Linked DNA regions of Homo sapiens: region 1 is linked to region 2. The links are chromatin contacts, found by Hi-C or POLR2A ChIA-PET in ENCODE. All regions are on one chromosome and are shown on one strand. Each heading gives the region's core, a stretch centred on a gene start or an enhancer-like site at or near the end of the contact. The rest is flanking DNA. Distances are from core to core; before and after follow the strand shown.

Region 1 (5,959 bases), core at 3,353-5,852, 200 kb after region 2:
GTCATGAAGTCCTTGCCCATGCCTATGTCCTGAAAGATATTGCCTAGGTTTTCTTCTAGGGTTTTTATGGTTTGGGGTTTTACATTTACATTTACATTAAGTCTTTAATCCATCTTAGCCAGAAAAAAATCATGTCCTTTGCAGGGACATGGATGAAGCTGGAAGCCATCATTCCCAGCAAACTAACACAGGAACAGAAAACCAAACACCGCATGTTCTCACTCGTAAGTGGGAGGTGAACAATGAGAACACATGGACACAGGGAAGGGAACATTACACTCTGGGGCCTGTTGGGGGTTGGGGGACAAGGAGAGGGAGAGCATTAGGACAAATACCTAATGCATGCGGGGCTTAAAACCTAGATGATGGATTGATAGGTTCAGCAAACCACCATGGCACCTGTATACCTATGTAACAAATCTGCACATGTTTATTTTACTTTAAGGTCCAGGATACATGTGCAGAACTGTACATGTATCCTGGAACTTAAAGTAAAGAACAAAAAAGCAGAGCTTGATTCAATGATTTGAATAAAAAGAGTGCATGTGAGAGGCAATCTGTAGAGTAGGGTTTTGAGGCAGGAAAGTTGGTAATCAATAGTGGAGCAGGACTGAGCAGACGCCTGTTGTGGGCAATAAGGTACAATCCTACTGGGTCTTCTAGGAGACTACACGGAACCTGCTTCAGAATTTCCCACTGTGGGGTATGAGCTGGAGTACTCAATTACTCTTCATGCATTAAGTTGGGCTCGCTTCTTGTCTGCCCTGGTGTGTCTAGCATATTCTTTTGAACAGAGAATGTTTTCAGGCCAAAAAACAAAGAAAGCTTCAAGCATGTCTGCAAGTTCTATTGAGGGTGGGTTGGGCGAAGGTGGGCAGGGTACAGATAGTGTCTGCTACAGCTTCTTTTCCATTGCTTAATTTACATGTTAACAGCAGCAACGCATGTGATCCTTTGTGAATTCAAGGGTGAGTACAAAGAGTATCAACCAAGAAAAACTTTTATACATTTCAAAGGATTTTTCTAAAAAGAGAAAGTTACATAAGCAAGACTGAGAATATTCAGAAGTGACAGTATCGGTATTGGCAAAATAATATTTTAGTACAGGATAGAAATGCTTTCAATGATCCTTTCAGAAGTGCAATCAATCTTTATTATTCACAGATCCTGTATCTGCAAACTTGCCTCCTCATTAAAATGTATTTGTAGCCCCCAAGTCAATACTCATCGTGCTTTCAAGGTCATTCACGGACATGTGCAGAGTGGCCAAAATTCGAGTCAGCAGCTGAGGCTGAACAAGGCGACATTTTGCCTTCTTGTTTCAGCTCTCATAATGTAAACAAGTGTCCTTCTTTTGGTCCATTTAGGGGCACATTGTCCACTTCTGTGATTTTTATTGATGATCTTGCTATTTAAAATGGCTCCCAAGCTAGTGCAAAAGTGTTGTCGAATGTGTCTAAATGCAGGAAGGCTGTGATGTGTCCGAGACAGAAAATACACCTGTTAGAGAGGCTTCATTCAGGCACCAGTTAGAATGCTACTGCCTGTGACTTCAGCGTTGATGAATAACAATATATATTAAACAAGGTGTCTTTAAACAGAAACACACATAAAACAAGTCTACATGTTGATCAGCTGACAAAAATATTGTGACCAGAGTCTTGAAGGAAACGAACTCTGGCTTTCCCCTAGAAGAAATGCTTCAGTATTTGCTAATTCTGGGTTTGTGTTGCCTTTATAAAACATAACTACGCCTAATAATAAGAATCATTTATACTATAAAACTTTTGATCAATTATGTATATATTGTCAACTCCGTCTACTTTTATATATTTTAAACTCTCTTTCTGCAAAATATGACTACAACTGGCTTTTCAGTAAAGACAATACTATCTAAAATATCATTTCTTCATTTTATTTTGTTGGACTATTGAGTTTAGGTACAGTAAAAGGGTGAGAATGTTTTTGTTTCATTTTGCTTAACCTCCCTCATCAAATTGGTGAGGTCTTTGGGATTGAGAATAAATAAATGCATACATACATGCATACATAATATTATTCACTTTTGTTTCTAAGTGCAAGGAAATATAGGTTAAATTAAAGTCATATGTTCATTTATTCCAGTTAAGACTAAAACTGGAAAAACCATAAATTAATGAAAAGTAACTGAGCAAAAACGATTGTTTGTGGAGATTATTGCATCAGAGAGCTAAACTAGTAAACTGAGGTGGGGAAGTTTAGAAAGAATTTATTGCAGAATGTTGATGATAAAGAGAGGATTAGGAAACTTAAAACCAAGTCTATGTTTAATTACAGATTTCAAGTCTTTTAGATATTTTAGCTCAAACCCCTAATTCCTCTCAAGGCAAAGTATTGGTGTTTACTGTTCTTGATGGCTGATTTTAGCAATTCTTCAAAGAATGAAGGAAAATGTGTGGGTGCCCAGCAAGTTGGAATTCATGTGTGTTCCATAATCTTTGTCATGTTTTCCCAATGATGACTCGAACCACATGCTTTTTAAATTCCATCTGGTTAGAGAAATTAAGAGCAGAGACTTTCTCCATTATTTCAGTTCCCCAACTGGAGAAAAACAGAGCATTATTGTTCAAAAGAGTGAGTTTTTCTAACTGACTTACCAAGGAGAATATTCATATTGTTTAACAAGTTCTCAAAATGCATGAGAATCTTGAGATTTTTGAGATTCTGACTCAGCCAGCCGTTCTCGTTTTTGTTCTTGTTTTTGTTGTCTTCTCTAAAATGTTCATAAAAACTTCCTGTCTAGAAGGCACGTTTGTGTGAGATTCCAGATTGCTTGGGTGGCTGTGGTAAGAACTGAATGTGGGCTTTAAAGTATTCCTATGCAACCAGAAGAATGCAGTCTTTGTTCAACATTTCCCTCTGTAAATCAAAAACCGCTCCCTGTCCCAGGAAAAGGCACCCCTCTTTAGGTACATAATATCCTTTTTTCTGCCCCCAAAAGCCCATAACATCTGACTCTGCTCTTCACTCCCTGCAGCTCTTCCCCATCCCTTGGCCTAAGCAACCCCAATGCAAACTCCTGTAAGTTTGCTGAGACAAACAGGGCGGTGCCTGAGTCAGCTAAAGGTTCCGTTCACTGCTAAAAAGTATAGGCTGGTGGCTCACACCTGTAATCCCAGCATTTTGCGAGGCCGAGGCGGGTGGATAACGAGGTCAAGAGATCGAGACCATCCTGGCCAATATGGTGAAACCCCATCTCTACTAAAAATACAAAAATTACCTGGGTGTGGTGGTGCACACCTGTAGTCTCAGCTACTTAGGAGGCTGAGGCAGAAGAATCACTTGGACCCAAGAGGCGGAGGTTGCAGTCAGCCAAGATTGCGCCACTGCACTCCAGCCTGGTGACAGAGTGAGACTCTAAATATATATATATATATATATATATATATATATATACACACACACACACATACACATATATATATACACATATATATATACACATATATATATACACATATATATATACACATATATATATACACACATATATATATACACATATATATATACACATATATATACACACACACACACACACACACACACACACACACACATATATATATATATATATATATATATATGGTGGGTTATCACCATGGACTGTGGAGTAGAGCTGTGAAAAATGAACATCTTTTCATATTTCTGTGAGACCAGAAAGAAAAAAGAGTGGAGAAGATGATTGTTAACAAAACGTGACTAAAAGTGGAGAGCTGAGCAAAGAATCCATTAGAAAGGAGAAAATACAAGAAAAAGGATATTAAGGAAGAGAAGAATTGTAAGAGAGGTTGAAGAATCAGAAAGCCAGGCTCAACACTGTTCCACTTAAGTCACGTGGCCTCAGCATCACTGTTGCTAAAGAAAAAATGACAGTACCTATCTCATAGGATGGTTGGGAGGATTGGGTAGATGATGGTGGGAAGTACCTATCTCATAGGATGGTTGGGAGGATTGGGTAGATGATGGTGGGAAGTACCTATCTCATAGGATGGTTGGGAGGATTGGGTAGATGATGGTGGGAAGTACCTATCTCATAGGATGGTTGGGAGGATTGGGTAGATGATGGTGGGAAGTACCTATCTCATAGGATGGTTGGGAGGATTGGGTAGATGATGGTGGGAAGTACCTATCTCATAGGATGGTTGGGAGGATTGGGTAGATGATGGTGGGAAGTACCTGTCTCATAGGATGGTTGGGAGGATTGGGTAGATGGTGGGAAGTACCTGTCTCATAGGATGGTTGGGAGGATTGGGTAGATGATGGTGGGAAGTACCTGTCTCATAGGATGGTTGGGAGGATTGGGTAGATGATGGTGGGAAGTACCTGTCTCATAGGATGGTTGGGAGGATTGGGTAGATGATGGTGGGAAGTACCTATCTCATAGGATGGTTGGGAGGACTGGGTAGATGATGGTGGGAAGTACCTGTCTCATAGGATGAGTCTTACTGCAGACCCTGGAATGCACCCATTTCTCACCTGGGCAGTAACAGGGGGGCAGCCCTCCCTGCTGGAGCATACAATGCAGGACATCACATTCCAAAGATATGTTAGAAAACCCCAGGCGATTTCAGGGAGAAGTGACTCATATACTGAAAGGAAACAGAACTGTGGCAGTGGGAAATGAGACCCAGAATGCATAGCCTAATAATGAAGCAAGAAGTTAGACCACACACATTTTATACAACCCAAAGGCATGAAACCTAGACCAATGGGTGTCAATTCTAGGCAGGTAGATTCTAGCTAGAGATAAAACAAAACAAAAACAAACAAATAAGTACAACTACAGCAAGGACCTTGGGGGCTAAACTCAACTCTCTAAATGTGTAAGCGATCTGTTATCAGAGCTAGTAAATTCACCATTCAGGGATTAAGATAAGCAGTTTAAATAATTTGCAAGGAAGAGGTAGAGGCAATTGAAGCCTTGGATACAGCTTGGAGTATTATTATTTCCTTGTAGCACATATCGGCATAGAGTAGACCTGAGACTTTTTCCCTTTTGATGGAAGCCTGACCTGGGCCTCGGAGGTGCCTGCTGCCATTTGCAGACTCCAGTCCATGTGAGGATTTGTCTTGTTAAAGCAAACTGAAGATGGCCTGAGAAGGACTCCTACCTCTATATTTGAGTCCTCATGACGGAACAGTAACCTAGCTTAATAGGCAGACAAGATTGAAAACCAAACATAATAGTATGCACCTGTAACAATAGCTGAGTGTTGGCCAATCCCAGCGGCTATACTTCAACCACTCACAGACTGCTGAGTGTTCAAACTGTCTTCAAATAAGGCAAATGCCAAGGTGCAACCAAACTCACAGTTTCTGTACCTCACTGCCAATTCCTGTACGTCACTTTACTTTTTTTGTCTATGAATTTGTTCTGACCACAAGGCACTGCTGGAGTCTCTCCACATCTGTTGTGATTCTGGAGGCTGCCTGATTCGTGAATCATTTCTTTTTTTTTTTTCTCAATTAAACTCTATCAAATTTAACTTGTCTGAAGTTTTCTTTTCTGTTCTGTTTTTTTTTTTTTTTTTTCTTTGAGACAGAGTTTCACTCTCTCACTCAGGCTGGAATGCAATGTTGCAATCTCGGCTCACTGCAACCTCTGCCTCCCAGGTTCAAGTGATTCTCCTGCCTCAGCCTCCTAAGTAGCTGGGACTAAAGGTACCAGGTGCCAGGTTTATTTTTACTAGAGAGGGGGTTTCACCATGTTGGCCAGGCTGGTCTTGAACTCCTGACCTCAGGTGATCCGCCCACCTCGGCCTCCTAAAGTGCTGGAATTACAAGCGTGAGCCACCACACCCAGCTTTTGAAGTTTTCTAACAAGTCTGCAATGCCTCTGCTGTGCTAGCACCATGCACATCCTCAAGGCAGAATGAAAAGACACTGTCTCTCTTCTCACAAAATAAACTTTTATATG
Region 2 (6,270 bases), core at 503-3,002:
TCTTTTCCTAAATGAAGCTGCCACAATACTGTGCATGCCCATGTTTCATTGCAAAATTTAGTATTTAGTTTGTGTTTAAGGATCATCATTTCAATTCATAAAAGATAACAATTCTAGTTTATTGTAATGAGTGCATGACTTACTTTATTTGGAACAAGGAGACACTGCTTAACTCCCGATTTGTGTTGACCTCAATAGGTTTACCTGAAGAAGATGGATACTCACGGTTGTCTATAAGTGGCACAGGGACTTCGACATTTCAAAGACACAGGGACAGTCACACCACTCAGGTAATGATGTCTGTCTGTTCACATGTGCAGTGACAAATGGAATTAAGTTATGACAAGGCATTCATTAACTTGTTACCAATAGATGCTCTGTGTGGACTGGAGGGCTCAGCTGTTCTCACCTCTGCCCTGCACTCCTTCAGCTGAATGGTCTTCTCTCTCCACCTCAGCTGACTGCAATTTTCTGCTTGTTTCCAAAATAAGGAATAATGTCCAAAACAACTAAAACATAATAGTTTTAAATGAAATATTGTAGATTTAATTTATATTGTGGTACTTTAAAATTATTCTCGGGTGAAGATGATATTAAATCTGCTGAATGAAGTTGCTATGCATTTGACCTTGGCTAAAATAGGATGACTCTTAGTGACCACACCTGGGAATAAAATGCTTGAACCACCTGTGGTTTCATGGCATGCATCTTATCTCAGTTATGACATTCATTTCCATGTAATTCACATTCATTTAAAATATGACATATGATGAGAACATGGTAAAATCAAAATGAGATTGCAGTCCACAAAACTGTTTGGAGGTGCATTACTGATTGCATGTAAATGTTTTATGTGTCTCTTCCTAACAATTTCACCAAAATAAACAAGATTATCACTTCAAGAAGAAGAAAAAAAGAACCCATTTGTGCTTCTAGAAAGTGAAAGAATTTATATTATAGAATGTACTGTTTTATTTTCCTTTTATGTTGAATTTTAAAATATACTTTAAATAATTGTCTTTAAAATATATAATGTTGCATTCAAGGTGATGCACAAACCACCCATTAGAGAGACTTTGTTATCAATATATTAACAGACTATTGCTTTAGCAACAGGATTCTCATTTTATCTAAAGTTACAGCACAATTTTTATGTCAAACATCTACATAAAAGTCTAAAATAACCTCAGCCAAGTATCCAGATGTTTCCACGAAATCAACTATACAGCTAATGATCAGCTTTCCTTGGAATATTTAGCATTATAGAGGCATGGCCATATTATCAGCTGAGATTTTTCTAAATAACACTGATGAGGTAGTGAGAAAAATCAATAGTTTGAATCTTAAGAATAAATCTTACAGTAGGCAATCTTCTGAAATCACTTGCACTGATATCCAGGCACTGAAATAGAAAGAAAATGCTGATTGGTTGCAATAATAGATTGTCCTAATCTTCCCTCTATTCCTTAGAGATGCATCTACTTTACCTTGTAAGCATCACAGATGCTTCCTCTGAGATCATGCACAGGGGAACCTCCTGGTCATGAACACTGGTTTGATTTTTGTATTGGAGGCCTGACTCCTGTACATTACAACACAACGCTGGGCCATCTGACATCCTTTCCAGGCCTGCCCCCTGTACATTACAACACAATGCTAGGCCATCTGACATCCTTTCCAGGCCTGCCCCTGCAATGTGGTTCTTAGACAAAGGGAGTCATTTGAAAGACGGTGTATATAGTAGGGTGCTTTGTGACTTTTCCTCTGTGTTTGGCTAAGAATCAAAGAGAGATGAGAAAGGTCATCGGGAATCATTTTCCATTCTCAGATTTCAAAGAGGCCTTGTTTTCAAATGCAGACATCCCTGATGAGGCAGGAACTGCCAGTCATCTTGGGGCACATTCTTTTTCTCAAGGAAACTGAAAACCATGCTTATTTTCTTCCATGCAAATTGTGGGCACTCACGTGATGAGACAGATTCCTTACTGGTGAGAAGCTGTAAGAGTTATGTGAAACTATGTGTTGAATGGCTTTCAGAATTTATTGCTCATGTGACATTTATACAAGAAGTATGGACACATGCAGGGAACCAGCTTTTTAGCTTTTCTACTAATGCAATTAAATAGAAATTCTATAAAATCCAGTCCTGGACAGATTGGGCACGTAGCAGTAAAATTAAATGGTGACCAAAAATGAAATTTCTCTTTAAGGATGTCTATATTTTCATTAGCCTCATCAGCAGTTTTAATAAACTCCCTTCAAGGAAGATAAAATGTCTGGGCGTTATGGTAGATAAAGAAAAGAGAAAATAGAGTCAGTGATTTGCCAAAGATCATATGGAAAATTCACTGAGTCCACAGTTTGAATGGAAATCAAGATCATATGTTCCGTTTCTGAGAATGAACTTATCATAACCCATTAAAAGAAATGCAGGAGTCATTCAACTGTTTCATAAAATTTATTTATTTATTTATTTTATTTTATTTTTTTTTTTGAGACAGAGTTTAACTCTTGTTGCCCAGGCTGGAGTGCAATGGGATGATCTCAGCTCACTGCAACCTCCACCTCCCGGTTCAAGTGATTCTCCTATCTCAGCCTCCCAAGTAGCTGGGATTACAGGTGTGCACCACCACACCCAGCTAATTTTGTATTTTTAGTAGAGATGGAGTTTCATCATGTTGGTCAGGCTGGTCTCAAACTCCTGACCTCAGTGATCCGTCCGCCTCGGCCTCCCAAAGTGCTGGGATTACAGGCGGGAGCCACTGCACCTGGCCTGTTTCATAAAACATAAAGAATTTTTGGTTCAAAAATAAAAGTCTTCAGTAGCCATAATGGACATTTGTGATTTGGCTTTTTCCTGCCAGTCTCACATTTCAGTTTCGCACCTACCACGATGAAAATACAAGGGAAGGGACTCCCTCTTCCTCCCCTGCTTTGACAGCTGGACAAACACATGTAAGATGGGCTCAGTTAACCTACCTACGATGGATGCAGAGTGAGGGACATATAATGGAAGGGACAACAATTGACCTGGCTCCATGGGGTGACATTGGGCAGTAGTGGCTCCATGCAGCACCAGCAGAAGAATATTAGTCGGAGAAGAACTTTGCTCAGAGCACGCCAGCCATCAGCCCCTGAATCCACCTCACCCACTCGCCAGACCTTTTTGTCGAAGTTCATGTCCTTCCTTAGCCTTCCAATGAAGCCTCTACCTGCCTGAGATGTCCAAGGTTAGTTTTCTTTGCTTAGAAATCAGAATTTTGACTAATATACACATTTAATTTTATTGTTACTATCTATAAAGTTTTACATCCAAACAAGTATTTTTTTCACTAAGTGTACAAACTCTTCATTTGTTCTCAAAATAGATGCAAAACATTTTCTGATAGGGCTGGAGCCTTAATATACGGTGGTTGTTTATGTAAAAAAAATATAGAAAATATAGTTGATGTTGTACTGCATTATAACTTTATTAATTTGAAAACTATAATGGCTTTATATAAAAGTAGTGAAAATTAATTTTACATAAAATGTTTGAAACTAGCAAAAGCTGGGACATTTGCTGCGCTGTGCATGGGGCTGTGTTCCTTTGCACTTCCCAAGCACTGGGCATGAATAAAACTGGCTGTGAGATACGACATCATGGAATTCCACACACTGGCCCTTGAGGGAGCTTTGTGGCAGTTCCCAGGACTCAAATCTAGAATTTCGTAGGTTATAGTATTTTATAGTAGCTTTGGAATTAAACAGCATTTATGAAAAGAATATGACATTTATCTACTTACCATTTTATGAGATTTTACTTTTTTTAAAAGTTTATGCTATTTGGCGTGATGCAATCCTTTAGAAGTAACTCGGTGGTGAGAAGCTAAGCGGCGGTGGGGGGGAATGCTGACAGCATCAGCCAGCCAAGAATGACTTCTTCGCATTTTTTGCCATGATGGCAATCCTCTGCCGACTCAGAGGGCCAGGTAACCTGACACAGGAAGCCCACGATTTATAAATAGAGCAAAAGCATGAAAGTCACAGGGAGGTGGGAGGATGGCCTGAAGGCAGAATGATGGCAGAAGGGGACGCAGAAACAAAAATGCTTGGTACTTGCCCTTGGCATAAAAATTTCTAGTTACACATCTGTTTAGGGGTCCACACTTGACATTGAGAAATGAGCTGTTTAATTGTTTCATTAAGCATAGGCTATCTCTATTTATGTTACTATTTTAACTCTACCACCTTTTCTTCATGCCTTATTCTTCTTCTCAGCAGTCTGCTCTCCACAGTAATATCATGTGCTTTATGTTCTTTTATTTTCATTATGGGCATTTATCATATTTCTTGCCAAGTTTTTAAAAATATTCTTTTGTTTTTGTAAAGAACATAAAAAGTTATTATGCATATTGATCATATTCAGGTATTCATCGTAAGAAACCATTCATGGTCTTTGATAAACTAATGGCAATCTGGGACCCAAGATCTTAATAAATATCCAGCTCACTCCTGCCATAGCTGCCGATGAAAGCCATAATAAGATCAATATGCAATTGATTCACATCAAAAAGCAAATTGTTATGTGGTTTGCTTTACTGAATGATCAAATAAACCTTTTTGTAATGTCATATAAAAACAAAGTTAAGAGTTGCAGAGCACTAAATAAATCCAATGCCTTCTTTCTATATTCATTGTATTTGTTATATAGACTGAAATATATTATAGCATGGAATTAAAACAAATTGTGTGTTAGATAAAATAATGAAATGTGGAAATATTTAGTTTAATCATTAAACGATAATTCTAAAGATATGTCAGGGAACGTAAGTAAGATAACCCTTTCAAAAGGAAACATATATAAATATATATTTTATATAACCATATATGAGCTACAAAGAGAAGGAGATCTAGCACACAAAGCTCTTTCACACAGCCAAGGTTCAGGGAATCCGTACTCACCACTCGTGACTTACAGATTATGTGCAAAAAATGAAGGTAGTAAATTAAGTTGATGTGTGAAATGGCAGCATTTTCAACAGGGAAAGGTCATGTCCAGTAGAGATAAATAGAAATTTAGAAAATAAAAAACAAAAACATATCCTATATTTTGTATTTTTCCATCATAAAATTGCACTGTATTTATTAATGCAACATAAGTGTATATAAATGCACAGTTTTTTCTGATTAAGACACTATTTATTATCAGTGAGGAGGATTTAATTGCCATAAATTTTGAGAAAATAAGAAGTCAGAGTAGTGACTATGTTTTTTTTTGTTTGTGTGTGTGTTTGAGATAGTCTCCCTCTGTCCCAGGCTGGAGTTCAGTGGCGCAATCTCGGCTCACTGCAACCTCCACCTCCCAGGTTCAAGTGATTCTTCTGCCTCAGCCTCCCAAGTAGTTGGGATTACAGGCGCGTGCCACCACACTTGGCTAATTTTTTTCTTTTTTTTTTTGAAATGGATGGAGCCTCACTCTGTTGCCCGGGCTGGAGTGCAGTGGCACAATCTCAGCTCACTGCAACCTGCACCTCCCAGGTTCAAGCGATTCTCCTGCCTCAGCCTCCTGAGTAGCTGGGGCTACAGGCACATGCCATCATGCTCGGCTAATTTTTTATATACTTTTTTCAGTAGAGACGGGGTTTCACCATGTTGGTCAGGCTGGTCTCAAACTCCTGACCTCAAATGATTTGCCCCCCTCCCTCCCAAAGTGTTATTACAGGAGTGAGCCACCGCACCTGGCTGTGACTACATTTTTAAAGAGGAAAAAGTCTTGTGATATTTCTGCAAGCTCACCTTCTAGATGGGAAACCTGCAGTTAGCAATATTATTGTATAGTGGAGGAGTAACAAAGTAATTAGAAACATTTGGCTAACTATAAATTCTAGGTAACAACAATTTCAATATTAATTTAATTGGTTTTTAAAGTGAAGAAAATAAGAAAAGAACTAGATAAGAATCCCAGATTCATCATTCATCATGTAAGTGCACAAAAAAGTAATTTTGGGGGTCAATTAGAGAAAATATATGTAACATGCCTAGCATGATGCTGCCTGGAATACTGTAGGTGCTTAAAAAAAAAAAAGCTAAAAGCTTACTTGCTCTTGTTATTATGGTATTCCTTTCTTTGCAGGGTCAATATTCTGAAAACCAGTTCTGATTTTAACATTGTAGATGCTATCCAAAATATGGAGGAGATTAGATTGGATCAAGAGAACCCAATATTTTTCTGGGATTTTGGTCAAATCTATTATATGTGTGATTTTTAAAATATGATTTATTATGGAA

Evidence for each region. Hi-C counts contacts between places; a loop is a spot of excess contacts on that map. ChIA-PET counts read pairs that join two places held with the same protein, here RNA polymerase II (POLR2A).
Region 1: a map of chondrocyte shows a loop between it and region 2 (2.9-fold over the local background). The contact joins two enhancer-like sites. A Hi-C loop is called at or near these places in 1 of 168 maps with a recorded cell type or tissue (chondrocyte). POLR2A ChIA-PET finds 5 or more read pairs at or near these places in 1 of 52 experiments (RWPE1).

The regions. Positions count from the first base shown.
Region 1 is chr13:109,379,254-109,385,212 of GRCh38, forward strand. No RefSeq gene overlaps it. Among named protein-coding and RNA genes, the nearest start is that of LINC00399, 18 kb to the right of the region's middle. Within about 2 kb of position 4,603, at least 3 of the 41 ENCODE cell types and tissues checked have a DNase peak (open chromatin) inside an H3K27ac peak, as active enhancers do.
Region 2 is chr13:109,179,344-109,185,613 of GRCh38, forward strand. MYO16 (myosin XVI) reads left to right here. Exons shown (of 35, transcript NM_001198950.3): 34 at 199-290. LOC124903207 (a long non-coding RNA gene) reads right to left here. Exons shown (of 2, transcript XR_007063864.1): 2 at 2,446-6,270. Among named protein-coding and RNA genes, the nearest start is that of MYO16-AS1, 15 kb to the left of the region's middle. Within about 2 kb of position 1,753, at least 2 of the 41 ENCODE cell types and tissues checked have a DNase peak (open chromatin) inside an H3K27ac peak, as active enhancers do.